2 separate regions of the Homo sapiens genome follow, and region 1 is linked to region 2. A link is a loop called in an ENCODE intact Hi-C map of the cell type or tissue named here. Cell type or tissue: K562. All regions are shown on one strand. Each heading gives the region's core, and the rest is flanking DNA. Links, peaks and the distances in the headings are about the cores only.

What was found. A loop is a pair of places that touch in the nucleus more often than their neighbours do. Peaks named below come from ENCODE experiments on the same cell type or tissue, not always from the same donor. Only the 100,000 strongest peaks of a DNase experiment are listed, where the experiment ranks them.
Region 1: a loop joins it to region 2, with 5 times the contacts of the local background. A loop is called at or near these places in 3 of 110 quality-filtered maps.

Annotation. Positions count from the first base shown.
Region 1 is chr2:174,344,042-174,360,488 of GRCh38, reverse strand. It overlaps CIRSR (corepressor of RBPJ and splicing regulator), which reads left to right. Exons shown (of 10, transcript NM_004882.4): 8 at 8,764-8,870; 9 at 9,744-9,829; 10 at 11,317-12,467. The coding sequence ends at 11,992. Among named protein-coding and RNA genes, the nearest start is that of SP9, 17 kb to the right of the region's middle. In K562, for the core only: a CTCF peak has its summit at 10,290 (motif pointing right); a DNase peak (open chromatin) is centred at 10,288.
Region 2 is chr2:174,541,172-174,557,618 of GRCh38, reverse strand. LOC124906097 (a long non-coding RNA gene) reads left to right here and starts at 9,596. Exons shown (of 3, transcript XR_007087309.1): 1 at 9,596-12,836. LOC124906096 (a long non-coding RNA gene) reads right to left here. Exons shown (of 4, transcript XR_007087308.1): 2 at 11,081-11,232; 3 at 10,371-10,515; 4 at 7,540-10,250. RefSeq lists an enhancer at 3,469-3,608. In K562, for the core only: a CTCF peak has its summit at 10,510 (motif pointing right); a DNase peak (open chromatin) is centred at 10,488; H3K4me3 peaks cover 1,016 bases; H3K27me3 peaks cover 108 bases.

The sequences.
Region 1 (16,447 bases), core at 5,975-13,974, 200 kb after region 2:
TCTTCTACCCAAATCATACTTAATGAATTTAACACAAACCCCCATGTTCCACTACTGGTTTAGTGAGTGAGTGAATGGAAAGGCTTTGCTAACTATTCTAAACATTACCATTTATAATCTCTTCTGAATGTATAATAAAAATTTACAATTTAAGTCTTTCCTATGAAATAATTTTCCCCAAAATATTATAAACTTGAAGGCAAAAAACAAGCTCTCTCAAGTACTAAGGAGATAAAATAATAAACTCTCAATATTACACACCAGTTTTTTAAAATTATTTATTTTACTTTAAGTTCTAGGGTGCATGTGCACAACGTGCAGTTTGTTACATATGTATACATGTGCCATGTTGGTTTGCTGCGCCCATTAACTCGTCATTTACATTAGGTATTTCTCCTAATGCTATCCCTCCCCCATTCCCCCACCTCACAACAGGCCCCAGTGTGTGATGTCCCCTTTCCTGTGTCCGAGTGTTCTCATTGTTCAATTCCTACCTATGAGTGAGAACATGCGGTGTTTGGTTTTCTGTCCTTGCGATAGTTTGCCCAGAATGATGGTTTCCAGCTTCATCCATGTTGCTACAAAGGACATGAACTCATCCTTTTTTATGGCTGCATAGTATTCCATGGTGTAGATGTGCCACATTTTCTTAATCCAATCTGTCATTGATGGACATTTGCTTTGGTTCCAAGTCTTTGCTATTGTGAATAGTGCTGCAGTAAACATAAGTGTGCATGTGTCTTTATAGTAGCATGATTTATAATCCTTTGGGTATATACCCAGTAATGGAATCGCTGGGTCAAATGGTATTTCTAGTTCTACATCCTTGAGGAATTGCCACACTGTCTTCCACAGTGGTTGAACTAGTTTACACTCCCACCAACAGTGTAAAAGCGTTCCTATTTCTCCACATCCTCTCCAGCACCTGTTGTTTCCTGACTTTTTAATGATCGCCATTCTAACTGGTATTACACACTAATTTTTTAAACCATTTTCTAAGTTATATACTTGGGATATGTAAGTTTGAATTCCCTATGCAGAGGTCTTCTCATAGAGAGATATATAATATATAGATATAATGAGTGGCTACAGTACCATAGTCACTCAGTAATCACTGTTTATGGATTTAAAATCTCTTTTTTTTTTTTTTTTTTAAGTAAAATGCACTGGTCTTAAATGTAGAGTTTGAATTTGACAAATGTATACACCCAGGTAACCAACATCCCTGACAAGATACAGAGCATTGCCATCACCCTAGAAAATGCCCTTCTGTCCTTTTCCAGGCTGCCTTCTCCTCCCACAACCATTTTTCTAATTCCTAATCCAGTATATGAATTTTATCTGTTCTTGAGCTTCTTATAAGTGAAATCATACAGTAGGTACTCTTTTGTATCTCATTTCTTTGATTCAACAAGTTTTTGAGGCTCATGGATGCCTAACTTTTCAAGAGCATTCATATTCCCATAACTCATTTAAAACATAATGCTAACTTCTGGGCTGGGCACAGTGGCCCACGCCTGTAATCCCAGCACTTTGAGAGGCTGAAATCAGGAGTTCGAGACCAGCCTGGCCGATATGGTGAACCTCATCTCTACTAAAAATACAGAAATTAGCTGGGCGTGGTGGCGTGCACCTGTAATCCCAGCTCCTTGAGAGACTGAGGCAAGAGGATTGCTTGAACCTGGGAGGCAGAGGTTGCAGTGAGCTGAGATTGTGCCACTGCACTCCAGTCTGGGCAACAGGCTGAGACTCTGTCTCAAAAAATAATAGTAATAATAATGCTAACTTCTAATACTTCAGGTTCATCACAGCACAAATGATTTTTTGTAGTCTTGTAGGGCTATGAATTAACTATTATTGCCAGATATATCATCACTAAAATATTTGCATATAAATTAAGTTGAAAATATAAGTAATTACATATAAGTCATATATCTTTATATTCATTCTAGGCCGGGCACAGTGGCTCACGCCTGTAATCCCAGCACTTTGGGAGGCCAAGGCTGGTGGATCATTTGAGGTCAGGAGTTCGAGACCAGCCTGACCAACATGATGAAACCCCGTCTCTACTGAAATACAAAAATTAGCCGGGTTTTGTGGCCAGCGCCTGTAATCACAGCTGCTGGGAGGCTGAGGCAGGAGAATCGCTTGAACCCAGGAGGTGGAAGTTGCAGTGAGCTGAGATGGTGTCATTGCACTTCAGCCTGGGCGATAGAGCAAGATTCCCTCTCAAAAAAATAAAAATAAATAAAAATAAAATATCTTCATTGTGTAAGGCAAAGTTTCTAATAAACAGTGATTTTTTTTACTAGCATACAATAAGGACAGTTTCATATTTCTTTGCCTTTGTGTACTTTCCAGACACATAGACTAAAACGAAATGTTTAGTTTTTCCTTTACATTGTGTGTTTCAATAGACATCAATTAGCTGTCTTCAGTATGAACTTGGGATGAGGGCAATAAGAAACCCTATGTTTCCAGCCTCCACTAAGATGAACTGGCAGTGTGTCAGGAAAATTCCCAGTATGGAGCAGTTTTATTACAATTCAGTACAGTTGGTTCTTGCATAACCTTTAGAAAATCATACATAAAACATTCACATCTATATAAATAAAAATCACCCACACACTTTATTAATAGCTTTGTTCACTTTTTTTCCTGGGTGTTATGCTGCATGTTCCTACTGAGCCCCTTTTTTAAGTCTTTTTAAAAGATAACTTTAAGCTTTCTTAAAAGCAGAAAGGTTATGGTAATATTAGTAATCAAATATAAGTGTAAGATAATTCTTGATAAGTCCCATTAGACACATATCTCCCTCCTGATCACATACTCTAACTAGTGTCTAACTGTCCTTTTTACATTTAGTGACAGGGACTGGCTTATTCGCTAGATATAGCCAATTTAACTTTAGGAAAGAAAAAGGGACAGAAGATTGTACTTTCTTTCATTTGTGATAATGTTGGGGTTTATTTTAAAACAACTTTTATGGTTATATTACTGTTAGTTTGACTGCAATAAATACATGGGAAAGTGATTACAAGAACATACAAGTAGTCTTGGCCTCCTTTTTCTTTAGCTAGAAACATGTTTTAATTAACCAGAAGTGTATTTTCAGGTGTCATTTTCCTAAATCCAAACTTTACAAAACTTGCCATATATTCCCCCAAAGTATGTGGTATAAAATATCAAAATAATTTAATAATAAGCCTCTAGACTTAACTACCAATTTATAGGAAATATAAGAGCTAGAGAAACATGTTAAATGGCATCACTGTCCAGAATGTGGGAAATCTACAGGACAAATTACCCAATTTCTTTAACAAATGAATAACAATAGGGAGGGGAAGATAGGTAAATGTTTTAGATTAAAAGAGATCTATAAATCAAATACAATATGTGGACCTTGTTTGTATCCTAATCTGAGCAAACCAACTGTAAAAAGATACTTTTGAGACAGTTTGAGAAATCTGAATGTTGACTATTCGATGACATTTTAAAATTATCAATGTTGAGAAGCATAATAAAGGTATTGAGGTTGAGATTTTATTTAAAATATTCTATGAAAAAAATAAATTTGGAAGTAATAGCTAAGACAAGAATGACAAAATATTGTTAATTGTTGAAGCTATGTGATGTAGGTTTGCAATTTTCCGTAGTATAAAGTTAAATTAAAACACACACACAATGAGAAGGGAAAAAAAATAGATCATCACTGTAATAGGAAGCAAAACTATATTCACTTTAGGGTAGCAATTTAGTTTCAGCCAACAGTGGCATCCTATAAATTAAGTACATAATATATTAAATTTGGGAGAAGGAGAGACAGGCCAGTCAGTCAGTCTGTCCTCTTTCCTTCCCCTTCCCCTTCTTCCTTCCTTCCTTCTTCCCTCCCTCCCTCTTTCTTTCTTTCCTTTCTTTCTCCTTTCTTTCTTCCTTTCCTTCCTTCCTTCCTTCCTTTCTTCTTTCTTTCTTTCTTCCTTCCCTTCTTCCTTCCCGTCTGTCTTTTTTTCTGTCTGTCTTTTGACAGGATCTCACTCTGTTGCTGAGGCCGGAGTGCAGTGGTGAGATCACAGGCTCACTGCACCCTCAACCTCCTGTGTTCAAGTGATCCTCCCACCTCACCCTCTCTAGTAGCTGGGAGTATAGGCATGTGCGCCACCACGGCCAGCTAATTTTTGTATTTTTTGTAGAGACAGGGTCTCACCATGTTGCCCAAGCTGGTCTTGAACTCCTGGACTCAGGCGATCCACCCGCCTCTGCCTCCCAAAGTGCCGGGACTACAGGCATGAGCCACTGCGCCTGGCCAGGAAAGGCATTTCTAATTCAGCCTTACCTAACCTACAACTCACTGCCCCCTTTTCTCCTACTTAATACCATAAAATTGTAGGTGATAATGCATTGTTTGAAAAGAATGATGGGCCAGGTGTGGTGGCTCACACCTGTAATCCCAGCACTTTGGGAGGCCGAGGTGGGTGGATCACGAGGTCAGGAGATCAAGACCATCCTGGCTAAAGAAAAGAATGATGAACTTCGAATGGAGCAGATGGACCTAGTGTTTGCAGTGAAACACAAGTGTCTTTGACTTCAGCTTTAGTCTCCCTCCTATGCCATTTGTGGCATTCCCCTGGGACTGCCATACTATAATTGTGGAGTCAGTTGTATGCCATTTCCTCATAGCCAGAACTTTTGAGTTTATATATTATTCTTTGATAAAATACCTATTTTACAACAGGACATTCTTTTTTTACCTTTCATTGTTTTTGTTCTGTAAAAATGAATACTCTTAGTGAGTAGATTAAGCGCTTTACACACATAATTTTGTATAGCATAATTTACCTTCTAGGAATTTTTTCTTTCCTGAGACTCGATTTCATGGTATTTTTCTAGTAGAGCCTGGGTCTAATCAGAACATGGAACTGTACACAATTGGTATTTTGATACTTATCCATATCACAGCAAAGAAAAGTTTGTAAAATAAATGAATGTTGAAAGCAGTTTCTTCAGTGGACCTGCTTTTCTAAGTGGGAACATTGGTTTTCAATGCTGTGAAGGCTTGGCTGAGATGATCTAGAAAGGAGCCCTCACAAATCTGCATTTTAGAACAAATGCCTTCTTTCTGAATTCTCTAGTATTATTCTACCATGACAAATTTAAGAATAAGCCAAACAATTTTTAAGATCCAACTCCAGCTATAATTGAAATTATTAAGGCACCATACATAAAAGTAGTTATTTTACATTTGAACATATTTGTGTAATCTATTTTATCAACGTATCTGTAATCATCTATTTTATCAACCAAATTTTGAGTTCTCAAAAGATCTGGAGTCATTTCTGTCAGTGTAACTCTACGTAGCCTCTGTCATAATAATGTGAAAGTAGAAAGATACTTGCTAAATATATCTTGATTAAACCTGACTTGTTTCATCTCCTAAACCTAGAACTTTAAACTCAGAACTTTGGTTGATAGGAGAAGGTTTAAGTATAAAAAAAATGTGAATAAGACTGCATTGTGAAAAGTATTACTACTAAGAGCATTTTTTTGTATTATGAAAAGTACCGTAAGATAGTCATGGAATTTGGATAGTGGCCGGGTGCAGTGGCTTACAACTGTAATCCCAGTACTTTGGGAGACCTAGGCAGGTGTATTATTTGAGCTGAGGCATTCAAGACCAGCCTGGGCAACATGGCAAAACCCTGTCTCTACCAAAAAAAAAAATATATATATATATAATATATATACATATGTAAAATATATATTATATAATATATATTATATTATATATAATATATGTATTATATAATATATAAAATATATAATATATATTATATAATATATAAAAATATATAATATATATTATATAATATATAAAATATATAATATAATATATATTATATGATATATATAATATATAATATAATATATAAAATATATATAATATAATATATATTATATAATATATAAAATATATTATATGATATATATAATATAATTTATATAATATAATATATATTATATATATTTTATATATTATATTATATAATATATTATATATATCATATAATATATATTATATATAATATATAAAATATATATGTACATATATAAGTAATATATGTACATATATAATATATCTTATAAAAAGACAATTTCTTATATAAGAAAGTTGAATAGGTACTGGTAAAAATAATAGTTGTTACTCTTTATTAAGTACTATTTGTCGAGCACTTCACTAAGCACTCTATTTACAGTCATACATTGTGAAAGTGTGCTAAATTTATATACTACACAGAGTTTTCAGTTGGGATTTTTGAAAAATATAAATGCTAGAAGAGTAATGATTGTTTAATAGTCTGTATAATCTCTGTAACACTGGGGAAATACATCATTTTCTTGACATAGTTGGAAGTACTGTAAAGAAGGCATGCTTTCTATAACATCTTATTAAAATTACCCATCTTGTGATGAAAACTGATGAAATTAGTATAACCTCTCATCATGATGGCCAAGCTTTGTGACCCTTTATTGGAGTGGTTTTTATTCTAATTATTAACAAGTTTGGTGTCTGAATTCATTCGATATCTAATAAAATTGTTGACAAGGAAATGTAGTTTTGACACTTCAGAAGAGACATTTTCTACTTTATAAAATTAAGTTCCTACATGTGAAATTTGAGAAGCCACCAAAGTAAACATTCTATTATTCATTTAAAGCTCTTAATTGAGCCGGGCGCGGTGGCTCACGGCTGTAATCCCAGCACTTTAGGAGGCTGAGGCTGGCAGATCACGAGGTCAGGAGTTTGAGACCAGCCTGACCAACATGGTGAAACCCCGTTTCTACTACAAATACGAAAATTAGCCAGGCATGGTGGCAGTTGCCTGTAATCCCAGCTACTCCAGAGGCTGAGGCAGGAGAATTGCTTTAACCCAGGTGGCGGAGGTTGCAGTGAGCCGAGATCGTGCCACTGCACTCCAGCCTGGGCAACAGAGCAAGACTCCATCTCACACACACACACACAAAAAGCTCTTAATTGTATGAGCACCTCTATGCCATTTAGAGGCAACCAGTATTAATATTTAAAATTCAATTTTATTTAAGATTGTATTATCAATGTTAACAACCAGACTGAATAATTAAAGGGCCATTAAAGTAATACATAGGAATTAAACATTTTGTATAGAAGAAAAAAATTAAAAACCCTCTTGGTTTAAAATGAAATATTAATATAAGACAGGTGTTTTTGTTTGTTTTTAACTAAATAAGGCTTTTTTTCCTAAAACTATGACATCATTAATAACTTCCCCCATACTCCAATAATAGACAGTTTTTCCCCATCATCTCCCTAGTACCTAGGGCAAACTTACAGTTGTTCTTCGCAATATGAATGGAATGGTAAAGCCTGGAAAGTCCAGTAAAATATATTATCTTATAACTGAGTTTTTCTCACCAAATTTTTAACCACATCTGCTATTGACAGGTAAACAAATTTGAACTGATTGCCTTTTGCTTTCCATGATAATATGCAGGTGAGTGCGCAAATAAGTGGTAAAAGACCAACAAAGCAGTAAAAAGAAATAGACAAAGTATTCAACCAGCAAACTAAAGAACTCATTTCTGAATATTTTTCTATCCCCCTACCCTCCCGTATGAACTCCTTTTTGGCAGTAACTGTCTCATTCTTCCCTAAGTGACAGACACATCAGCTGGAGTACGTCATTTAAGCCAGTGTAGGTGATTTAGGCTGGCAACTTTAAATAGCTGCCATGAAATGTTGTCATTAGTTTGCTATCTGCAGGGAAAACAAAATGAAACAGGAATATACAAAATGAGATAAGAGTCTCTCTTACCTTACATAAACCTTATGTTTGAGGGCAGGGGGCAAACCTTTAAAAAAAAATTATTTATTTATTTAGAGACATGGTTTTGCCATGTTGGCCAAGTTGGCCTCCTGGGCTCAAGTGATCCTCCCGCCTCTGCCTCTCAAAATGCTGGGATTACACGCATGAGTCACCACTCCCAGCTGAAAATTTTTAAAATTTATTGTTAGTTCATATTTGGGAAACAAAAAGCTCACTTTTCAGTCTGAGATTTTGCAAAAGTGGAAGTGTAGTGTAAAAAAATATAAAACATACATACCAATAGCCAGCCTAAAACTGCTTGTTAGCAACCCAAGCTAGTAATTAAAAATTTTGAAATCTGGGAATAAAAGCAAGATTAATTAAAGTACTTGGTGGTTACCCATAGGTGTGTGTGTGTGTGTATGTGTGTGTGTGTGTGTGTGTGATTAGCAACCACTTGGCAATGTATTCAGTATTGTTATTTGACAAATAAGGATGAGGAATTTTGAATTGGAAATAAGGATGATAAATTCCTCATGTACCTTTAAAAATACATCTTTTAAATGAACTCTTACTGAGAGAATAACTACTAAAAGTTTAATTGTAGTTTTTTATTATAATATTTTGCTTTGATTTTATACTAAAAACTGCCAACCAGATAACATCTAAATGTATCTTTTTCAATATGACAAAGTTACATAAGAAGACTCCCCTTGCACGTAAAGAAAAATGCAATTATTTTCTATTCTGAATCTCCAGACTGCTGTTTTAGAAAATCATATCTGATTATTTGCTCAGCAGAAGATTATTGAGTTGATTTAGCTGTGATTTTACTTAACAAAGCTTCAACTGCATTCCTACTGTGGAGTCCGAAAAAGGTAGAGAGATATAAATGATACATTCAAACTGTGATTTTTGTGAACAGGGCCATCGATGCACCCCTCGGAGCTAATAGCGGAGATGAGAAACAGTGGGTTTGCACTGAAACGAAATGTACTGGGGAGAAACTTGACCGCAAATGATCCATCACAGGTAATGATCTTTTTATCAGTAAGCTGAAAATGTCTATAAATCTAAATGTGATTGCTTGTGAATTGCTACTTAATGTTTTCCAATATGCATATATCCATAGGAAAGTAAGATAGAGCAAAGAAAATGCCCAAAATGTGTTTTGATTTTGCTTTATTATTTTAATCTAAATGAGAAATTGTTTATAAACCTGTATTTTAATAAATGAAACTGCTCCTCTGAGTTTATGTGGATAAAATATCTAACTGAACTGGTGATGAGGTTGTTGGTTTTTCCTTCCTGCTAACTTACCCCTGATATGACATTAAATAGAACCAATGGTTAGAAGTATGTAAAAACTCCTAAAAATTGTAGAAAATATTTTAAACTTATTTATTTTATTAAACTATACATAGATCCAGAAAATGATTGAGTTTGAAGGGCTATATTATTATATATTTGATAATGTGCTGTTGAAATTATAATAAAAGCTAAAATTGTGGATATTTTGACATTCCTGTAAAACTCATAATCTTCTTTTTTATATTTCATTAAATTAAAAATAAAGTATTTAAACTGGCAAGAGTTAACATTCAAGAGATAGAGAATGGAAGTCATGCTCTAAACATTTTATCTGTGTGTGTCTATCATCCTTTTCCTGGAAAAGTTTCCTAATGCTGGCAAAGCAGTCATGTTAACCTCTTAGTGCTGTATGATCCACTTCGGCAGGGAGACTACAAAAAAATTTTTTAATTCTCTCCCACTTCCCAATCCAAAATATCATATTCATCTACAGTGTGTCCCTGATACAAAACTTATTTATAAATGTTTTCTTTTTTATCTACTAACTACCTTGTGTTGAAATCTAGCAATTTAATGATATCTTTGTTGACTCAGGAGTATGTTGCAAGTGAGGGTGAAGAAGATCCAGAAGTTGAATTTTTAAAGTCACTAACAACCAAACAAAAACAGAAACTTCTCAGGTAATTTAGAAGTATATATTTAATAGATTTATTTTTTCCTTAGTATTCATCTCAGTATCGTATTCAACTCTGATCCTAAGAGCTCATGAAGGTCCTTATACCATGCATCACATTTATTGATTATTCTTCACCCATAGCTAATACAATTTTGTCTGTCTTTTCAGTAACATGGAAATGAGTGTAAGATTGTATACTCAGATTGTACCACAAAACGATTGCACTTTTCAGAATGTTTAATTTAGAATTAGACTTATTTATAGCTTTTACTTTTCAAAATAGATTTGTGTGTATCTTCGCACACAATTTGTTCTTAGGAAACATTTTTGGCCATTTTTAAAATGTTTTGTAAAATTTTATGAGAATGCAGAAAGAATGCTTAAATTTAAGGTAAACGTGAATTTTGTTAAACAGACTACCTCTGAATTAAAAGAATCCAAGAAATGTCTGCTGGGTCCAATAGAGGGAGCTCATGATGCTTTCAGTATGTAGAGTTTTGAGAATGGCTAGACAGAACCTAGAGACTTATTTTCAGAGTAACTCAAACATACCATATAAACAAGTTACTCCTCCAAGAATGTGAAGTACTCTAGAAATTCAGAATGTTTTAATAGGATTGTCCTATTTATAAAACTAAACAATTGTTGAAAACAAGTATTAACTATATTATTTTATAAAACCAATATTTCAGAAGTTTAATGTGTACTCTTACTCAGAATTTCTGGAGAATATTCTCTTGAATTTTGATAACGTTGATTAATATTTATATACTATAAAATAGTACATAAAATTAATTTTTCATCTGATTATAGCTATATATTTGCTTTTTTAGTAGTTCCAACTGATGTTACACACCTTTCACAGGCTTTCTTTAGGATGACCCTTTAGAGTGCTATATAATTTCAACTCAGTAAGAATTTAACAAAAAAGTAGTCATTACTATTGAAGTATAGTCAGAAAATTGGCTTGATGCATTTAATTTTTTAATTTAATGTATTCACGCTTTGAATAATTTTAAAGGAAGAAAATGAGTTGTCATTTAGTAAACAATGCGTTCATATATGGATACCAGTTCTTTTTTTTTTTTTTTTTTTTTTTAAGACAGAGTCTCACTCTTTTGCCCAAGCTGGAGTGCAGTGGCATGATTTTGACTCACTGCAACCTCCGCCTCCCGGGTTCAAGCGATTCTTCTGCCTCAGCCTCCTGAGTAGCTGGGATTACAGGCAGGTGCCACCATGCCCAGCTAATTTTTGTATTTTTACTAGAGATGGGGTTTCACCATGTTGGTCAGGCTGGTCTCGAACTCCTGACCTTGTGATCCGCCCGCCGTGGCCTCCCAAAGTGCTGGGATTACAGGTATGAGCCAGCGCGCTCTGCCATGGATACTATTTTTAATAACTTCTAAGAAAATATATTGTTTGTTCATAACTTACAGTTGATGAAATAACTGTTTTTCACACAGTCTGTTACTGTTTATTTCCCAATTACAGGAAATTAGATCGACTGGAGAAGAAAAAAAAGAAAAAAGATAGAAAAAAGAAAAAGTTTCAGAAGAGCAGAAGTAAACACAAAAAACATAAGTCCTCTTCTTCCTCATCTTCCTCCTCCTCCTCCTCTTCCTCTACTGAGACTTCAGAAAGCAGTAGTGAGAGTGAGAGTAACAATAAAGAAAAAAAAATACAAAGGAAGAAAAGAAAGAAAAACAAGTGTTCAGGGCATAACAACAGTGATTCTGAAGAGAAGGACAAGTCTAAGAAGAGAAAGCTTCATGAAGAACTTTCTAGCAGTCACCATAACCGGGAAAAAGCCAAGGAAAAGCCCAGGTTCTTAAAACACGAGAGTTCTAGGGAGGACAGCAAATGGAGCCATTCTGATTCTGACAAAAAGTCCAGAACCCATAAACATAGCCCAGAGAAGAGAGGCTCTGAAAGAAAGGAGGGGAGCAGCAGAAGCCACGGCAGGGAGGAAAGGAGCCGGAGAAGCCGGAGCAGAAGTCCTGGTAGTTACAAGCAAAGGGAGACAAGGAAACGGGCACAGCGAAATCCTGGTGAAGAGCAAAGCAGAAGAAATGACAGCAGAAGCCATGGCACAGACTTGTATAGAGGAGAAAAAATGTACAGAGAGCACCCAGGAGGTACACATACTAAAGTGACACAAAGAGAATGAAGCAGAAGTAGAGAAGAAAGACTGTATGTGACAATTACCTGGGAATAAAAATATCTCCACTTTTTTATTGAATACCTTTAGCAAGGGGTAAATTATGTACTGTTGTCTTTCTAATAAAAAAGCTCAATTTTAATTTTTCATCTCTAGACTGTCAATTCAAGTACAAAACTACATGAGTACTATAAGAATGAATTTTGCAAATATTTGTAAGTAAGCTATTTTGGGGCTGTGGAAATATTTTCTGTTGGTAACTGTTTCTTGTTCCCCATACCAGATAAAAACCGCATATAACTCTGTGACATTTTCTTTGTTCTGAAACATCATTAAAAGAATGACAGTACATTGAATGGGTATAATTTACTTTTTTCAATTCAAATTTGTTATTCTAGGATTTGAATTTGCTTGAAGTGAATTGTAATAATTATTCAAATTCATTAGTATAAATTAAGGATTAATAAATCTTTAAGACTTTTAAGCCCCCTTTAGGTGTTTTGTTCTATAGAATAAGCTGTTTACATTTGGATAATATTAGTTTTCTGTGCAGGTATACAAATTACCTCAAACTTAAAACAGTCCAACGGGGCCAGGCACGGTGGCTTTACGCCTGTAATCACAGCACTTTGGGAGGCCCAGGCGGGCGGATCACCTGAGGTCAGGAGTTTCGAGACCAGCCTAGCCAACATGGTGAAACCCCGTGTCTACTAAAAATACAAAAAATTAGCTGGGCATGGTGGCATGCAGTGTAGTTCTAGCTATTCGGGAGGCTGAGGCAGGAGAAACGCTTGAACCTGGGAGGTGGAGGTTGCAGTGAGCCAAGATTACGCCACTGCACTCCAGCATGGGCGACAGAGTGAGACTCCGTCTCAAAAAAAAAAAAAAAAAAAAAAGCCAGGCATGGTGGTGCGCACCTGTAGTCCCAGCTACTCAGGAGGCTGAGGTGGGAGAATTGCTTGAACCCAGGAGCGGAGGTTGCAGTGAGCCAAGATCACGCCACTGCACTCCAGCCTGGGTGACAGAGCAAGACTCCATCTCAAAACAAAACAAAACAAAAAACAGTCCAGCTGTATTAACAGTTCTAGAAGTCAGAAGTTTGACATGGGCTAAAGTCAAGATGTCAATAGAATTGTGTTTCTTCTAGAGGCTCAAGGGGAAAATATGTTTGCTTGCCTGTTCCAGCTTCTAGATGCTGCCTGCATTTCTTGGCTCCTGGCCCCCCCTCCTCTGTTTTCAAAGCTAAGAGAGAGGAGTCAAGTCCTTCTCAAATCTAATCATTCTGACACTTTGCCATTCTGCATCCCTCTTCCAATTTTAAGGACCTTGTGATTACATCAGGCCCACCTGAAGAATCATGCAATAATCTCCCAATTTTAATATCAATGTTAATTCTATCTGCAACTTTAATTCCCCTTTTCTTTGTAATGTAACATATTCACAGGTTCCAGGGGTTAGGATGTGTACATCTATGAGGGACTATTATTCTGCCTTCCACAATTGGCCCTTCTATTACTGGCATACAACTATTAAAGATTTTACTTCATACCTGGTTGATCGTACCAGTGGTCCGTGGCGGGGGGCAGGGGGTAGATTTTCAAATGAAACAATGCAAACTGTTTTGATATTTCACCAGTATAGGTATATAAGGCATATTTAAATTTAGCTGCAAATTTTCCCTTGTGTTTCAAAGGATATGGTAAAGGAAAACTACAGAAAGAACTGGTACAAATCACAAGTAACATGCAGTTCCAAAAAACATAACTTCACATCTTGGACACAAGTTTTTTTATCAGTGTTCTATATTTTTTAACCATCTGCTATTTAATACAAAACAAATACTGATTAGATGGTTTTGATAGTTGGCAGTCACAATTTCATAAATTCTGTAGGAGTAACATTTGAAAGAAGTAAAACCACTCCACATCATCTGATTATGTCTTTGACTTGTCTGTGCACACACACAAAACAAGTGTCCTCTAAGAAAAACTTAAGTGAAGAGGTAAACAACCCTTGATTATTTAGATTTTTAAGACGCAGGGTGGGGGTGGGGCGGGGAGGAACTTGAATTCCTTCCACAGTATTGTTAAATAACTTACAGCGCACCTCAAAGATCCCTTCTTCACTTAAAAAAAAGCATGCATTTGAAATTGGTAAACACTGCTAATTTACACCTTGAGTTCATCAGTGTTGCAGTGATTATTTTCTACCTTATGCCTTTTTAGACTTTATAATTTTTATAATGTCAAAACCTATGCAATACTTACTACCTTAAAGGGTTTCTGAAGCAATACAGTGTTCATGAAGAGAAATGCTGAAATGCATCCTAAAATTAAAAATGAATTTAAAACGTTATTTCTTACACTTTTTTCATTTGACTCACAAACCGTGGTCCACTTTTTTAATGCAGATGAGATCTTGCTATGTTGCTCAGGCTGGTCTTGAACTCCTGAATTCAAGCAATCTGCCTGCCTCAACCTCCCAAAGTGCTGGGATTATAGGCGTGAACCACCATGCCTGGCCAATGTGGTCCACTTTTTATAAAGTGGCCATGAGATTTTTTTTAGTCTCTGATTTAATTATCCTTATTGTTAGGATTGAGAAACTATAAAGTACTGCCAAAATCTCCAATATTTTTAACCATCTAATTCTGAGAAAAAATTTCCATGTAGTTATGGAAGATGTTCATTTTGTTTGGCTTTCAGCCTTGGTCACCCAAGGGTGCTCAAAAGCCCTAACGAACTACCATTCTAACTGTAAACTTAAAAACGGAAGAGAGGCATTTTCACACAAAATCATACCATGATAACAAATAGCTTTAAAGAGGCTCAGTTAATGTGTTCCACATACCCTAATGATGGAAAATAATTTTTTAAAATAAAAATATTGGACATGTAATTCTACTTTTGTTTTGAAATATAAGGTAGAGACCAAGGAGATGAACCTCATAAGATGAACCTCATAATAAAAGGGATGTCTAGTACGTGTAGAGATTCCTCTACGTACCTAAAGCCTAAGAAGAATCCTCCACGTTTAATAAATCTACGACTTAAGAACCCAAACAAAAGTCCTCAACGGGGATATTTTTTAGAAAACCAGCCTGGTGAAATTTGTCATTCTTACCCTTAATAGAGAAGTTCCTTTAAAATCTTGGCACACTTACAAGTTTCTTATTTATCCATGAGCCTGGAACTGCACGAGGCATAGGACACATTTTGGAGGCATTTCTCCCTCTGCCTTCGCAGGGACTTTTCCCCTAACCTAACATTTAACATAACACTAACAAATTAATTCCTGTAGGAGGTGCTGTCGATTTATAAATAATCAGGAAATACCAAGTTGCTAGGTTAGAACTTGTTTATCTGAACGTCTCTGTGGTAAATTAGTCATAATTTATTTTAATAAAGGCCAAAATGGGCAGAGGTTTCTGCAGCATAGTGGCAGGTCTGCTTACCTTGCATTGTGAAGCGGAGATCTTGTTTTGAACCATAGGGCTGTAATCTTAAGAAAGCTTTTCATCTGAAAGGCTTGAAGAGACCTTTCTTGCTGTTCTTCCATGAGACTGCTTGCTGATAGTGAATCAAATCATTCCACGCTGCTGGGAGCAGGCGTTTCCCAGTTTTAATCACTGAACATTTCGTATGCTTTGGCATTGAAGCTCAGAGTTCAAAATCCACCTGAGCCATTTCACTCTTCTCCTTACCTAATGACCACTGGGCCAAGACGCTGGTGGAGGTAGCTCTGGAGGGCCGCAACTCCACACTCCGGACGTAAGACCAGGAAGAAAGTAGCATTTTTAGCTTCAGCAGCTGAAGGATATTTAAAAATCTTATTTAGGTTTTCTGAAAAAGAAAAGCTCTGCTATAGTTATCATTTCTTGAAAAGAGATAAAAGCATGCAATACCTGCAGGCCTTGGGAGCATTCTCTGATCAAAAAGGAGAAAGACCTTTAAAAAGTTGTGAGGAACAAGTCAGACCGGGGAAACTAAGGTTTGGGAAAGCGGGGGCCTCTGAAAGCTCTCCTACCTGATCGAGGCTCCTAAAACCCGGTTCCTGCTAATGGAAAAGGAAGAGGTAACTCCACAGCACCTTCCCCTTTCTCCTCCCTTCACGCCACACTTATCACCCCCAGAATGCCCAGAATGTAGCAGTAATGACGAAGATGTGCGGGACGAACGCGGAGAGCTGCCTGGAATGAAAAGAAACGCACCCTCCGGCCCGAGCTGCCCCGGAGCCGCCTTTCTCCAGTCCCTTGGGCTTGAAGGGCTTCGCGAGGGGGTGGACAGAAGTGGAGGTCCGAGGGCTCCTGGGTTGACAGAGCAGGGCTTCCCAGGAGGACGTCGCCCTAAACCTAAAGGAAGCCGGAATGGGGGTGGAGTAGGGTGATGGGATGAATCCTGGCTGAGGTCGCCCCTTCCCATCCTGAGGCGACGCCCCCCTGCGTGCTCTGGTGGTTTCCTTCTG
Region 2 (16,447 bases), core at 5,711-13,710:
GCAGGTAAGGAGGCCAGCACCCATTCCAAACAGGCATGGGGGCAACTTCAGTCACCCAAGCCATAGAGGGCTTGCTACTAGTGGAGAAGACACATATTTTATAGGTTCTTACCCCCTTAAGTAATTTATTTGCTTTCTTTCTAATCTCAATGTCATGGTAAATTACACTCGCTTTTTAAAAATTGTTAAACCTACAGGAACCTTGAAAAAAACAGTATTTGGAAAGATTTTTGATGACCAATAAGTTATATCTTTTGGGTTTTGATTAATTTGGAAGGTAAATTCAAGGATTCCCAGTTTTCTAAACATTCCAACTAACTGAAGGCTCCCTGGGTACCTAATAGTCACCAGTTCCCTTCTCCTTTGTCTTCCCCCAGTCTCACTTCCCTGCAGCCTGAACACTTGGCATTTAATGTCTATGTCGAGTTACATTTAGCATGTACGTGTTTCTCATACTGGTAAATGTTTAGAAATGTCCCACTCATCAACGTTATAGCACAAGTACCTTTGTCTTAAAATGTTGCTTCCATTATTACACAGGTGCATTTATAAGAAGCTAATTAAGCTCAAGCTGTAGGATCCCCCAGTTGCAAGGCGGGGGGGGGGGGGTTGGCTTCTAACTATTTATTATTATTTTTATTTTAAAGGGTCTCATTCTGTCACCCAGGCTGGAGTGCAGTGGCATTATCATAGCTCACTGCAGCCTCAGATTCCTGAGTTCAAGCAATCCTCCTGCCTCAGCCTCCTGAGTCACTGGGACTGACTACAGGTGCGCAACCATGCCTGGCTAATTTTTAATTTTTTTTTTGTAAAGAGGGGTGGTCTCGCCATATTGCCCAGGCTAGTCTCAAATTCCTGGCCTCGAGCAAGGCTCCCACCTCAGCCTCCTAATGTGCAAGGATTACAGGTGTGAGACACTGTGCCTAGCTGGGGCTTCAAGTTACATACTCATTTTCATATCTAGTTTTTTATTTATGATTTTATATTATCTTTCTTAAATAGGACAACTTATATTGTCTAAAGCTTCAGACATCACAAAACCTGGACCTGCCCTTGCAATTCTGCCTTGCTCAACTTCTGGTGGAGAACTCAACCAAAACAAATGTCTTAAAAACTTTAAGCCACCAGCTTCCTGTGAGTGACAGATATAAGAGAGCCAAAGTGTTTGCCTCCTTCATACTCCCTGAGTGACCTGTAAATGTCTCTAAAATAACATGGTCATTGCATTGCCCACATTGCATTAGAGTCAAAAGCCCCAGAACATGACCTATCTAAGAAAATACCTTTGAGGTCCCTGGAAAACAAGTCCAGCCGTTATTAGACGTTGCGCTCAAATTCAGCTTAAATTTTGGCCAGGAAGATGCCTACCAGAACACCTGGAATATCCATCATGGACTTAACATAAACGTTTTAGTCATAGGGACTCCCACCCTTTTCCTGTTTTCTGTCTGCCTTGGTAAGTTAAAGGTCACACATCAAAATGCTATCTATTTCAGATCAGTTCCAGAAACAAATAGCAGCAAATAATTGGAAAAACCCACATGATTTAATGGAGCTGTTGTACTCCCTGATATTTATTTGTACATTATTCAAATCATCAACAAACAGTAGTTGAGGAACTATAATTTATTAAGCACTAGGAATACAAAGATATACATAATACAATAGGAAGTTTTTAAATACTAGACCCAGAACCAAGTGTGAGTTTAAATTCTACATCTAATAAAAACTTCAGCTAGTAGGTACAACCCAACCCCATCCTACCACTGGTTCTGGAATGCACCTCATCACGGACATAGGGCTGTTTGGCTGGCTGTGTGCATGCAAGGAAAATTCCTACTCATGCTTGCTCCTTTGAGATTTACTCTTGGAGCAAAAGCATGGACAGTCCCAAAGGAGGCCACCATGGGAAAATGAAAAAACATCTAACACAGTAATGAAAACAGTAATTTTATACCATCAAGACAAGCTACCATGGCCAGGCACAGTGGCTCACACCTGTATTCCCAAGACTTTGGGAGGCTGAGGTGGGAGGATTGTTTGAGCCCTGGAATTCAAGACCAGCCTCGACAACATAGCCAGACCCTGTCTCAAATAAATTTTAAAAATTAGCCGGGCATGGTGGCATGTGCCTATACTCCTAGCTACTCAGGAGGCTGAGGCAGGAGGATCACTTGAGCCCAGGAGTTTGAGGTTGCAATGAGCTATGATCCTTCCACTGCACTCCAGCTTGGGTGCCAGAGACCCCATCTCTTAAAACAATAAAAAAAATTTTAAAAAGAAGACACTGCCTAATTTATGTATCTAAATGACAACACATTCTTTTTCATATAACCACCACCAATACTACAATTTGAGCTAGGCTTTTTACAAATATTATTGCCAATCTTTGTATCATTATACATAGAGAAATCAAAGCCTGAGTGGATTAGAAATTTGCCTCAAGCCACTTGCCTTAAGTGGATTGAGAATTCAAACTCAAAGCTGCCTGATCAAATTTGAATGGGGAGTAATATCATTGTCAACTTTTCATTTGTCAGTTTAAAAAAATACCGATATTTCCTATAAGTAAGAACCTTAGTGAGCCAAGACAATGGAAGACCTCATTTGAGAATGAGGCAGTTGGCTCAACTGAATAAACATAGCTTCCTGGAAAACTTGCTCCGTTGTCCTCACTTTCCTCATTGGACTGTGGACTGGCTCTGCGTTTACCACCTGGGACACATTGCTTCTTGGATGTGATCCAACTTCTTTTGGTTCTTTGCAGTTTAGGGGGTGGTTATAATCCCTGCCTTGAAGTTTTAAAAAGGATATTATATAAATTTGCTTTTCAGCTCATCTTATCAGATACCTGCTACCTTTTAAGGTGATCTCAGAGAAGCCAGAAGTCATTTCATTAAGCAGTTACAGGTTACGGGAAATCCCCATGTCAGAATCAAACTGCAGTGTGCCTAGTTAATTTGCTTTCCTATGAATCTCCCTTCCTTTGTACTGTTCATTATTTATAGGATATTTCTACCATTCCTATCATAAATTTATAGTACTAAATTTCTTTGTCACTCTCCTTGGAGTTGGAAAAGCCATGTGGCTCTTTTAAATACCAAATAATAGGATTCGCTTTTCGGTAATAGCCAGAAGTAAACCTTGTGTTCTTTGCCTCATCATACTACCTAACACTCAGTAAAGCAAAAAGACAATCATATTCAACAAAATTGAAAAGAGTGGCTCCACAGTTTTCAGGCATTTTTACATACCTTATGTCATTTGTACCCCACAGCAGCCCTCAGAAAGAGGAAGGAGGAAGAAACTGATCCCCATGTCACAGGTACAGGGCTAAGGCCTGAGAGAGGAAGTAACTTAAGGCCTCACAGCTGTTGGGCTCACAGGCCAAGACTAAATTCCTCTCTGACTCTTTCAGTCACATTCTTTTCATTGGATTTCTGTCCTTATTGTCTTCATTCATTTGACAAATATTATCGCGCATCTTCTCACAACAGAGACGGCGTGAGGTAAACCCAGCTGAGGATATGCAGGTCAATACTGCAAAATGCCTGTGTCTCAGGAAGCCTGTGGTCTTTGGGCGGGGCTGAGGCAAGGACATGAGAAACTCTAGAACTAGGCAGAGTACATTAATTGTTATTCAAAGTCCAGATACAATGCATCAGGAGGATCCAAAGAAGGTACAACACCTGTGAAAGGGGTTGAGCCTCACTGCTTCACCCTCAAAGGCACTGCTCTACCCTGCTGATTTAGACTTGCAGTGTCTCTCAGAAGGAAAGAATCACCTGGAGTGCTTGTTAAATGCTGATTCCTGGGCTCCACCTCAGACCTACCAAAATTAGAATCTCTTGGAACCCAGGGAATTTGTATTTTTAACAAATTTCAAGGTCATTCTGATTCACACTCAGATTTCAGAAGCACCACTCTAAAGATTTTGCCCTTGCACTGGGCCTCTAAAACAATGTATTCATAAGCCTGGAACCTGGACTAAAAAATAAAACAAAAAAAGTATTAAAATATATAGCATATATGAAATAATGTGGATGAGTCCATCTCCATAGACGATGGAGCCTGCATCCATTTCATTTTTATTTTTATTTATTTATTTATTTTTGAGACAAAGTCTCTCTGTGTCGCCCAGGCTGGAGTGCAGTGATGCAATCTGGGATCACTGCAACCTCCGCCTGCTGGGTTCAAGCAATTCTCCTGCCTCATCCTCCTGAGTAGCTGAGATTACAGGTACATGCCACCACACCTGGCTAATTTTTGTATTTTTAGTAGAAGCAGGGTTTCACCATGTTGGGCAGGCTGGGCTGGAACTCCTGACCTCAAATGATCCACCCGCCTTGGCCTCTCAAAGTGGTGGGATTACAGGCATGACCCACCAAACCCAGCCAAGCCTGCATAAATTAAAACAAAAAAGAATATATGAAATAATACGAAGATTAAATCACCAAGATGGTGTTCACTTTTTGTCATACTGATTCACTTCATTTAACACTGTCCCATGTGTGCTGATTCATTAGAATGCTATTGTCTCGAATATGCGTTCCTTCAAAAATGTTTCTATTAGGTAAACCTTGAGGACATTATGCTAAGTGAAATAAGCCATTCAAGAAAAGACAAATACTGAGTGATTCTTTTTTTTTTTTAATAACAGAGATGGGGATCTCACTGTGTTGCCCAGCTGGTCTCAAACTCCTGGGCTCAAGCAATCCTCCTGCCTCGGCCTCCCAAAGTGCTAGGATTACAGGTGTGAGCCACTGCACCTGCCTGGATGATTTCATTTTTATGAGCTATCTAAAGTAATCGAATTCATAGAAACAGAAAGTAAAATGGTGGTTGCCAGGGGCTAAGGGTAGGGGGGAAGTGGGAGTTGTTTAAAAGGTATAGAGTGTCAGTTTTACAAGATTAAAAAGTTTGGAGATCTGTTTCACAACGGTGTGAATATACTTAACACTATTCACCATACACTTACAAATATTTAAGATGGTGAGTTTTGTTATGTTCTTACCACAATAAAAAATATCTCTATATCTGTCTATCTATCTGTCACCAAATTCTGATGACACTTTTCCCTCATGCTACGTGCTACCCTATCCTCTCTGCCAAAGAAAACTCCTACGGTAACAGCACTGTGCGGTCCCGGCCAGGGAGCATCAGCACTCTGTACTGAGTGTGTGTTCTACTGCGTTTCTTTCAGTGTGTTGGCAATGTGTGGCCCCTCTCCATGCCACTTTCTGGTGAGTTCTGGTAAACAATTTTGGTCCATTGTGCTGTCAAAAGGTAAATAGTGTTACTTCTGCCATAAAGAAAAATAGAAGAGTATCACGGCGGATGTTAAAAATGTTTAAGCACACTTTGGGAGGCCAAGGTGGGCAGATCACGAGGTCAGGAGTTCAAGACCAGCCTGGCCAACATGGTGAAACCTTGTCTCTACTAAAAATATAAAAATTACCCGGGTGTGGTGGCGGGCACCTGTAATCTCAGCTACTCGGGAGGTTGAGGCAGGATAATTCCTTGAACCCAGGAGGCGGAGGTTGCAGTGAGCTGAAATCATGTCACTGCACTCCAGCCTGGGCAAAACAGCAAGACTCCGTCTGGGAAAAAGAAAAATGTTTAAGCAGCTCAAGATGATGTCAAGGAAATGAAGTCTCAGTGATAGAGGGGAAGCACCAACAGGGTGCTTCAGAGTGGTGGAAGTCCTCACATGATGAGGAGTATCATAAACACCCCTCCTACCACAGAGGTTAAACAACAACTATGACTGGTAATGGGAAGAAACTATGGCCTGGGGCACACTGGGACCTCAGGAGATTTAAAGAGAAGAGAAAACCCAATGGAGAGGAACCTGGACTCAAGAGACGTGGCCAAAACAGGCTGTTCGCTTGGGCCCCCTTTCTAGGAACACATGCCCCCTCCTCCAGCTAACAGGGAACACGTACAGCGTTGCTGGGATTGCAGCCTCCACACTTACCTATGTTTCACTTTAGCCAGGGGAGAATGAGTTACAAGATGCTGGAGCAGTGATTCTCACACCTCATCGCACCTCCTGGAAGGCTTGTTAACACAGAGTCCCGGGGGCCTGTGCCCACTGCTACAGATTCGGATTCAAGAGATCTGGGGTAACGCCTGAGAATTTGCATTTCCAACAGGTTTTTGAGTAATGCTTAATGTTGCTGGTTCTCAGACCACACTTGGCATAGCTCTGGTGCACAATCACAATGAAACAGTTTTCTTTGTATTAAATTAATATGTATGTATAGCATCTAACCTAAATACATTGTCCATAATTTGCATTATAGTTGAAGAAACTTAGCAGAGAAAAGGAGAAAGGAGAAAACCAGTTAGTATGGTATTTTACCAAGAACATAATTATGACTTATAATTACCTAATACTCTCTCTTTGACCATTAATCATATCTATGGATCTTTTTTGTTGTTGTTTTTCCCTTGCCCACACATCATGGAGGTTGGAGTAGAATCCAAATGTTAATAAATGTTAATTATGGATTTTTAAAAATCAAACCAAAACAGCAAAAATCATGAAAAAAGTAATTCATGGAAGCTGACAAGCTTTCACCTTAATCATCTCAAGGTTAAATAATGATCGGAATTCTTTTAGTTGAAGCACTTACGTTACATCTTGATGTTTGACTATCATATAAATATAACTGTACTATTAGGCTCTATTTTTCATTGCAGATGAAATTGATGCATCTTTGTGTGGTGCGGTTTGACATAGTAAAATTGTTACTCTCTAGGCAGGATATTCATAAAAATGTAATTATCGTCATCAGAACAGTCTTTAAGCTCCTGAGCAGAGACAGCCAGATTCATGATTGCCAGTTCTCAATCACTTCCCGTATAACAAAGAAACTTCTTAAAGCAGCCTTGGAAATCATTAATGTCTTACAGAGGGAATCTATTCTAATCAAACAACAAAAGGTGCTGGGAGATGGTGATAAGTACTCAAGTTGGCCTCCTCTGCCTGACTTTGGACAGGATTGGACAGAGATTTAACATATTTCATTCGGTTTACTCACCAACAAGTTTTACTTTGTTTTCTTGTGTGTGTTTTTAATTTTTATTCTTTTTTTTTTTGAGACAGAGTCTTGCTCTGTCGCCCAGGCTGGAGTGCAGTGGTGCAATCTCAGCTCACTGCAAACTCCGCCTCCCAGGTTCAAGCAATTCTTTGCCTCAGCCTCCCGAGTAGCTGGGATTACAGGTGCCCGTCACCATGCCTGGCTAATTTTTGTATTTTTGTATTTTTAGTAGAGAAGGTGTTTCACAATCTTGGCCAGGCTGGTCTTGAACGCCTGACCTCAGGTGATCCACCCGCCTCAGCATCCCAAAGTGCTAGGATTACAAGTGTGAGCCACCACACCCAGCCGATTTTTATTCTTAAACAATTTGTATCACCAACAGGTTTTAATAGCAGTGCTGTTTGCTGGAAGAGCGCTTTGAGATCATAGCAAGACCACCTTGAGTGTAAATCAGAAACGGTTACTGACTGTAATACATTTATCATTGTTCTTCTTTTCTTTTTTTTTGAACCAAAACCAAGAGGCAGCAGCCTGGTGCCCCCTGGGTTCTCCTCTCATTTTACTTCTTGAGTTCATAAACTGCTGGAGGAACAGCCCTGCAGTTGCTTCCCAGGCACCGTGCCACCTGGACAAAACATAGCGAGTGCAGTCAGTAGGATTCAGCCCCTGGTTAGTTGGAGTGTCCAGTGTTCTTAATGTCCCAAATGCTGGTTTAGTAGTATGCTTGATAAACTTAGGGATACCAGAAGCAATCACATTTCAGTGGGTTAGAGAAATAAAAGGGAAAACATGAAATCAACAGATTTTTAGATTTGAAGAAGAAAACAATATATTCAAAGGAGAAAGCAACCTTGTTTTTGATTCCCGCTGTCCTTTTCAGATTACTCAATAGGGGAAAAGTTCTTCTCTTGCTCCAGAATGAAAATCTCCATAATCTTACAACTCGTTTTAATCACTCTTAAGTAATAAAAAGTCCTATAGTCACTCTAAGTCTCCAACAGTCTCAACTGAGAAGTTAGAATATCTAGTTTTGTGTCATAATCAATTTTTTTTTTTTTAGATGAAGTCTCGCTCCGTCGCCCAGGCTGGAGTGCAGTGGCGCTATCTCGGCTCACTGCAACCTCCGCGTCCCGGGTTCAAGCAATTCTCCTGCCTCAGCCTCCCGAGTAGCTGGGACTACAGGCGCCTGCCACCACGCCCGGCTAATTGTTTGTATTTTTAGTAGAGACAGGGTTTCACCAAGTTGGCCAGGATGGTCTCAATCTCCTGACCTCTTGATCCGCCCACTTCGGCCTCCCAAAGTGCTGGGATTACAGGGGTGAGCCACAGCTCCTGGCCCATAATCAATTCTTAAAACCAGATTTCAAGTTGAAGCTTCTCCCTTCACCTGTGTGGGGCCTTCTGCAGCCAGGAAGCCAGGTAAAGAGGGGCGGGAGACATCTTTTCTTGTCGTCCACCTACTGAAAGGTGACAGCGTGCTGGCAGTCCTCACAGCCCTGGCTCGCTCTCCGCACCTCCTCTGCCTGGGCTCCCACTTTGGCGGCACTTGAGGAGCCCTTCAGCCCACCGCTGCACTGTGGGAGCCCCTTTCTGGGCTGGCCAAGGCCGGAGCCGGCTCCCTAAGCTTGCGGGGAGGTGAGGAGGGAGAGGCAGGGGCAGGAACCGGGGCTGCGCACTGTGCTTGTGGGCCAGGGCCAGTGCCAGTTCCGGGTGGGTGTGGGCTTGGCGGGCCCGGCACTCGGAGCGGCTGCGGCCCCGGGCAGTGAGGGGCTTAGCATCTGGGCCAGCAGCTGCTGTGGTCAATTTCTCCCCGGGCCTTAGCTGCCTTCCCGCCGGGCAGGGCTGGGGACCTGCAGCCCGCCATGCCTGAGCCTCCCCCACCGGCCTCCATGGGCTCCTGCGCGGCCAGAGCCTCTCCGACGAGCGCCGCCCACTGCTCTACGGTGCCCAGTCCCATCGACCACCCAAGGGCTGAGGAGTGCAGGCGCACAGCGTGGGACTGGCAGGCAGCTCCACCTGTGGCCTGGGTGCATGATCCACTGGGTGAAGCCAGCTGGGCTCCTGAGTGTGGTGGGGACTTGGAGAACGTTTATGTCTAGCTAAGGGATTGTAAATACACCAATCAGCACTCTGTATCTAGCTCAAGGTTTGTAAACACACCAATCAGCACCCTCTGTCTAGCTCACGGTTTGTGAATGCACCAATCGACACTGTATCTAGCTACTCTGGTGGGGACTTGGAGAACCCTTATGTCTAGCTAAGGGATTGTAAATACACCAATCGGCACTCTGTATCTAGCTCAAGGTTTGTAGACACACCAATCAGCACCCTCTGTCTAGCTCAGGGTTCGTGAATGCACCAATCAACATTCTGTATCTAGCTACTCTGGTGGGGAGGTGGAGAACCTTTGTGTCTAGCTCAGGGATTGTAAACGCACCAATCAGCACCCTGTCAAAACAGACCACTCGGCTCTCTGTAAAATGGACCAATCAGCAGGATGTCAGTGGGGCCAGATAAGACAATAAAAGCAGGCTGCCCAAGCCAGCGGTGGCAACCTGTTGGGGTCCCCTTGCACACTGTGGAAGCCTTATTCTTCCTCTCTTTGCAATAAATCTTGCTGCTGCTCACTCTTTAGGTCCACACTGCCTTTATGAGCTGTAACATTCACCGTGAAGGTCTGCAGCTTCACTCTTAAAGCCAGCGAGACCACGAACCCACCGGGAGAAACGAACAACTCCAGACGCACCGCCTTAAGAGCTGTAACACTCACCAGGAAGGTCTGCAGCTTCACTCCTGAAGCCAGCGAGACTATGAAGCCACCGGAAGGAACGAACAACTCCAGAAACACCACCTTAAGAGCTGTAACGCTCACTGCGAAGGTCTGCAGCTTCACTCCTGAGCCAGCGAGACTATGAAGCCACCGGAAGGAACGAACAACTCCAGAAACACCACCTTAAGAGCTGTAACGCTCACTGCGAAGGTCTGCAGCTTCACTCCTGAGCCAGCGAGACCACGAACCCACCAGAAGGAAGAAACTCCGAACATCAGAAGGAACAAATTCCGGACACGCCACTTTTAAGAATTGTAACACTCACCGTGAGGGTCCGCGGCTTCATTCTTGAAGTCAGTGCGACCAAGAACCCACCAATTGCAGACACATTACTAGCTCTCTGCCGCCATTTTACTACCATGATTTGTTCCAGGCTCAAAGCAGGAAGAGGGAGGAGGAGGAGGAGGGAGAAAGGGAGAAAAGCTCTTAATTAATTGATCGTCTCAGAGGGCCCATTCTTTCTTCCTGGGCTAGGTTGTGGTATTTAAAGTTACCTCTCTCCCTTGTTTGATGCTCTCATGGGGTCTTCAAAGACACCGCCGCCTCCATGGCTGGGGTTGTTTGTTGAGGTTCCCTTGATCAGCTCTGCCTCAAAACTCTGCTTCTCCCGCTCAAGCCTGAGAGTCCCTCTAGGTGGCCCTGTTGGACAAGAGCTAAGCCTTCTCTCTGTCTCTCCCTTTCTCTCTCTTTCTCTCTCAACCAACCCAGGCCCATCTCTTTCTCTAGGAGGGAGCCAAACACCAGTCACCAGCACGGGGCAGGGATGGGGCAAAGCTCAGAAAGAAGCCCCGCCGAAGGAGGGTGGAGGGCTGGGAGGGGCTTTCAGCCGGTCCTGACTTTTTGTTATGGAGAATGGCTTTTCCCTCTTCTGGGTGGCTCGGTCACCCTGGAGAGTCCTGCACCAGCTCTAACATGCCAGGCTTTTTCCTTGGCCGCCAAGAGAGCTGGGCCCGCCCTCCCTTCTGAGCTCTCCTCCAGCTCCTTTCTGATCCCTGCCCGTGTGGTCCTGCCCTCAGGCCCCGTTCAGAAGGTCAGCCTAAACCAGGACCAGAGGGCAACTCCTGCCCTCCAGCTTGGCACCTCAGTCATGAAGGTGGCATTTGAGTCCATCTGCTACCTTTTATGTTTTCAATTTGTGCAGGACCTGGAGGGGGAAGAGAGGTGTTATTTACTGAGCCCCCTCAGAACTTCAACATCGTCTTACCTCGAAAGTAGGCAGAGAATGAGTGGTGTCATGTTGCCACTTTTGGAATTTCTTTCCCCTTTGAAGATTTCTTATTTTTTTATGGCACCTGTCTTTGGCTTGTCATATATATTTTACCTTGGTGTCTTGGTGAGAGCTTCTTATGTAATATTCTGAAATGTGTCATATGGGAAATACAGCTTTTAGAGTTTTCTTGAGAAGTGGTTGATTATAGCAACTACATGAGGACATATATTTAACAGTGAAATGAAGATACTTTATTTCAGGGGAAAAATGACTTTTAAGAGGCTCTAATTTTTTTTCTTGGCTTTGCACAGACAAAATCACCACATTTTGCTCAACCCTAATTTTGTCATTTATAAAATGAAACGTTTAGCCTAAATAATCTCTCAGGTCTCTTTCCAACTCGTACCATGAATCTGAGAGACCTGGAAAGGAAGTGGGACAACATTTCTGTTGTGAAGAAGGCAAGGCTGGTGATGTGGGCGTGAAGGTTAAAGATGCTGGCCCCTCATGACATTGGCGAACGTGGCCCTTCTTCCACCTGCTCAGCCAGAAACGCTACTGAGTGCAGACGTTTGTATACTAAGAGGTATTTGGGTGCATACGATTTAATCCTTAGCCTGATGAGCTTATAAGTGTGAAGAGAAGCAAGACTGTTCACAAATTGCTAAAACAAAATATGATGCTACATTTACCCAACAAACCTAAGATTCTGTGTACAAAACATTGCAGTAGTATCACTGGAATTGTGTGTGGGCTGCTGTGAGTTCAGCGTCCTCTCAGAGCACCGTGGTTCCAAGTGGACGGACCTTAAAGGGTTCCATAATCAGGACAGGTTGAAAGAATAGTGAATGCCACACAAATGCCCCCACACCCTTGACCCTGTGCCACCAAAGGCAAAACCAAAAGACATTTCAATTGGGAAAATCGTGATGCTTGTCTCTTATTTTCTTTCTTTTATTATTATTAAGACACGATTATCATTCAGGATTCATGCTGTTTACAGTTTGACTACTTCATAGAAAAATGTGTCTATAAAACACCTGGTAGTTGTAAAAAGGCTTGGGTAGGGCCCAGAAAGCCAGATACATGCATGCTATTTATTCAGCTGCCGGGAGCCATTCCCTGTCTCCATACACCCAAGGATTGTCTATCCTCTCCTAAATTTTATTTCTAATATTCTTGCTACATAGTCAGGTTAAAAAAATGAAACACAAAAAAATCAGGAAAATCAAAGCACTGCCTCCCTGAAAAATTATGCTCAAATACAAACATTCTTCTTGGCATTTCAGGCATGTTTTGACGCTGTGGACCAGGAAGGTGGTTGCAAATGCATCGATCTGGTGTGCCACACACATTAGATCTACGTGAAAGTTATCTGTAAAAGCGAGTCTACAAGCATCCCCTCAGCACCTCTGGTGTATCTGACTCACGGGGCTAAGTACCATAGAAGATACCCAAGATTCTGACATATTCTGTGCCCTGGTCACACAAGCCACAGTGTCAGAGAGAACAGTAAGCCCACTGCCTGCCCCACCACTGGTGACAGCAAGCCTGCCCCCAGGGAGTTTTGAAGTTGCTCTTTGCTCTTATCTAATCTCAAAAGCTGAACCCTAACCCTGCCTTCCACCCTCCAGTGACTTTTCCAAGACAAGTAATGTTCACCTGCTTGAATGCATCACTTCATGCATCTTTAAAGGCTTTGAACTTTATTGTGATAATGGACGTTTAAATCACTTGGAATACTGATTAGGTAGGTAGCTTTTCAAAGGGAGCTAGGCTCCTGCCATACTTTGTCTAATTTTAATTGACGAAATGGAATTTCAGGCATGATCCCTGAAGAGAGGGCATTTCTACTGTAGACACATGGGGGAATTTTGCTTCTGGCAGAAAGAGAAGGGCCACAATCTAAAGTGATATCCAAAACAATGAAGTGAGTGGGGAAAACATCCAAGTGGGTAGAGAAGTTGGGAGGCGTTGTTCTATGGTGACAGTGATCATACTTTCCTAATCAGACACCAGGGCAAATGGGCTGACCCATGGTCTGATCATAGGACAGATTATTTGAAATCTGGGGTGTTTGATCACCATCTTCATAGTGAATGAAGCCAGCAAGCGCCAGCAGCTGTTCAGAGTGAAAGCCCTTAACAATGAGTCTCTGTGAGTTGAGGGACCCAGCGTAGTGGGTGGGAAATCTGCTGAGGTCACTTATGAGCCATAGCTTCCTCACACAACACAAAGAAGGGTTGTTACCAGGGGCTTCCTGGAACCGGTTGCTGTCACCACCTTGTCTGCAAGGAGAAAGGTGCAATCTACTCACCAGTAAAACAATGATGTTTTGCTTCCATACAACACAATGTGGGAATGCAAAATATAAGAAGCAGGAGCAAGAACAGGGCAGATCATCAGCTATCCTCTGCTTTCTCAAGCTCTATGGCTCCCTCTTAAATAGATTTTGAACATCATACTTTTTTTCTTTTTCTTTCTTTTTTTTTTTTTTTTGAGACAGGGTCTCGCTCTGTTGTCCAAGCTAGAGTGCAGTGGCACCATCACAGCACACTGCAGCCTTGACCTCCCAGACTCAGGCAATCCTCCCACTTCAGCCTCCCAAGTCCCTAGGACTACAGGTGCACGCCACCACACTCGGTGAATTTTTGTATTTGTTGTAGAGATAGGGTCTTGCTATGTTGCCCAGGCTGGTCTTGACCTCCTAGACTCAAGCCATCCTCCAGCCTCGGCCTCCCAAAGTGCTAGGATTACAGGTGTAAGCCACTGCACCCAGCCCATACTTTTTTTCTTAAATCTTCATCTCTCTGCTTGCTAATCTTGTACATTCAATTTGAAACAGGGGAGCTGTTTTGTTGCAAAGGAGGAGATTCAGAAACTCCAATTCTCCTCCTTACTTTAATAAGAATGTTATGTCTAGCATATCGTAATAGGAGAAAAGTCTTCCTTTATTGCCAACACTCAAAGTCAATTCTCAGTTATGTGCTTTGAGAATAATCCTTGGAAAATATTCTAATTCCACCTCCTCTCACCAACATAGAAGTTTCTAAGCCTCCATCTCCACTTTTAAGTTGCTGTGTGCTTTTTCAACTTATATCCTACCAAAAGCTGAGTTTATTTAATATATGACATCATAATACGTTACTTTTGATGATTCAATGCTTTGTGCAATCTCAATCATAGTTTTAGCTCTATTAGGGTCATCAAGGAAGAGTTCAGTTTTATGGAAAACTCAAGGTCAGTTTCCATTGGCTTCTTCTCTCCATCAAAGCTTTAAATATATAGTAAACAGAAACATAGAATAGATTTATTTGTATTTAATCACTGTGTCTGCTTGGTTGTTTGCAGCTGCAAGTAATCAACTAAAGTAGATTAAATTCATAATCCCCTAGAATAAGAAGTGTGGAGGTAGGGCATTTGCAGGTTGGCTCTGCTTGCTAAGCTTGTACATTCAGTCTGAAACTCGGGAACTGTTTTGTTGCAAGAGAGAAAATTCACAAATTCCAATTCTCCTATTTAATAATTCAGTGACTCAGTGTCTTACTGAGGACCTAGACTCTTTCCACATTTCAACCCATCATCCTGGGCACATCGGTTTTAATCCTAAAGCTTGCCTCTATGGTCAGAAGAGGGCCACTGCAGCTCTAATAACTTCCTAATACATCACCTGAAGGCCAAAGGACAAGAGTGTCCTCATTATGATGAGGAGAAAGAGCTCCCCAGAAAACACCCAGGCTTCAAATAGTGAGTGGCTGATCAGCCCCTATAGTGGGAGGAGGCCCTACCAGCACTTAAAACAGGACACAGCCAAAAATAGCTGCTGTAAGTGGGAACTTAGAAAACTCTATGTACATACACTGAAGGTTAATGAGCATTCTGTTTATTTCCCATGGAGACTGTATCTGTGAAATGAATTTAGAACCAAGTAACCATTTTCTTTTTCTTTACTTTTTTTTTTTTTTTGAGATGGAGTTTCACTCTTGTTGCCTAGGCTGGAGTGCAGTGGCGCAATCTCAGCTCACTGCAACCTCCACCTCCCAGGTTCAAGTGATTCTCCTGCTTTAGCCTCCAGAGTAGCTGGGATTACAGGCATGCGCCACCACACCTGGCTACTTTTTGTATTTTTAGTTGAGACAGGGTTTCACCATACTGACCAGGCTGGTCTCAAACTCCTGACCTCTGGTGATCCACCCGCCTTGGCCTCCCAAAGTGCTGGGATTACAGGCATGAGCCACCACACCCGGCCTCAAGTAAATCATTTTCTAATCAGTTGAAACAGTACAAAGGAGAGAGTTGGTGTGAGGAGGGGGTCTGAAGGGGTGTGTAACTTGATGGTTGGGTTGAGGGGTGATCAAAAATGAAGAAAGAAAATATTCTAGACAGTGATAATTAATTGCTGCTAACATCACAAAAAAAGAGATAAGCAAAATGCCTTCCTACAGAAGTATACAATGCCACCTATAAAGTGTTCTTGCCAAAAACACAAATCAAATCCGATTAAACCTCTAGATCTAACACCCAACCTACAGGAAGTACAGGGAAGAAAGCAACTTATTAAACACAACCATGGGGTTGTAGTCAGCAAAATCCAGAACAAATGACCTGGCTTAGTGAATAACAGAAAAGGAGGCTGGGTGCGGTGGCTCATGCCTATAATCCCAGCACTTTGGGAGGCTGAGGTGGGCAGATCACGAGGTCAGGAGTTCGAGACCAGCCTGACCAACATGGTGAAACCCTGTCTCTACTAAAAATACAAACATCAGCCAGGCATGGTGGCACGCGCCTGTAATCACAGCTACTCAGGAGAGTGAGGCAGGTTAATCGCTTGAACCCGGGAGGCGGAGGTTGCAGTGAGCTGAGACTGTGCCACTGCATTCCAGCCTGGGCGACAGAGCAAGACTCTGTCTCAAAAAAAAAGGAGAGGGAGCATCTTAGATTAAAATGTACTTAAGAGAAGGAGCATTTATAGATTAAAATGATTAATGTTTGGACCCTGTTTGGATCCTGATTCAAACACAGTAATTGTAAAATGACACCTATAAAATGATTGAGGAAATTTAAACCTGACTGGATATTTGATGATATTAAGGACTTATTGTCAATATTTTTAGAAAGGATAAAGGTATTGTGGTTATGTCTTCTAAAAGAGTTAGTATTTTTTAGAGGCACATGCTGACATATTTATAGCAGAAATATGACATCTGAGATTTACCTCAAATGTCTCCAAAAAGTCCAGTAGAAGTAAGGAAGTGAGGGTAGGAAATGCCTGGCTGTGAATAATAGTTGGGAAGCTGGGTGATGTGTACCTGGGCGTTCCTTATACAATTCTGTTTTTATTTTGAAATAACAATTTTTATA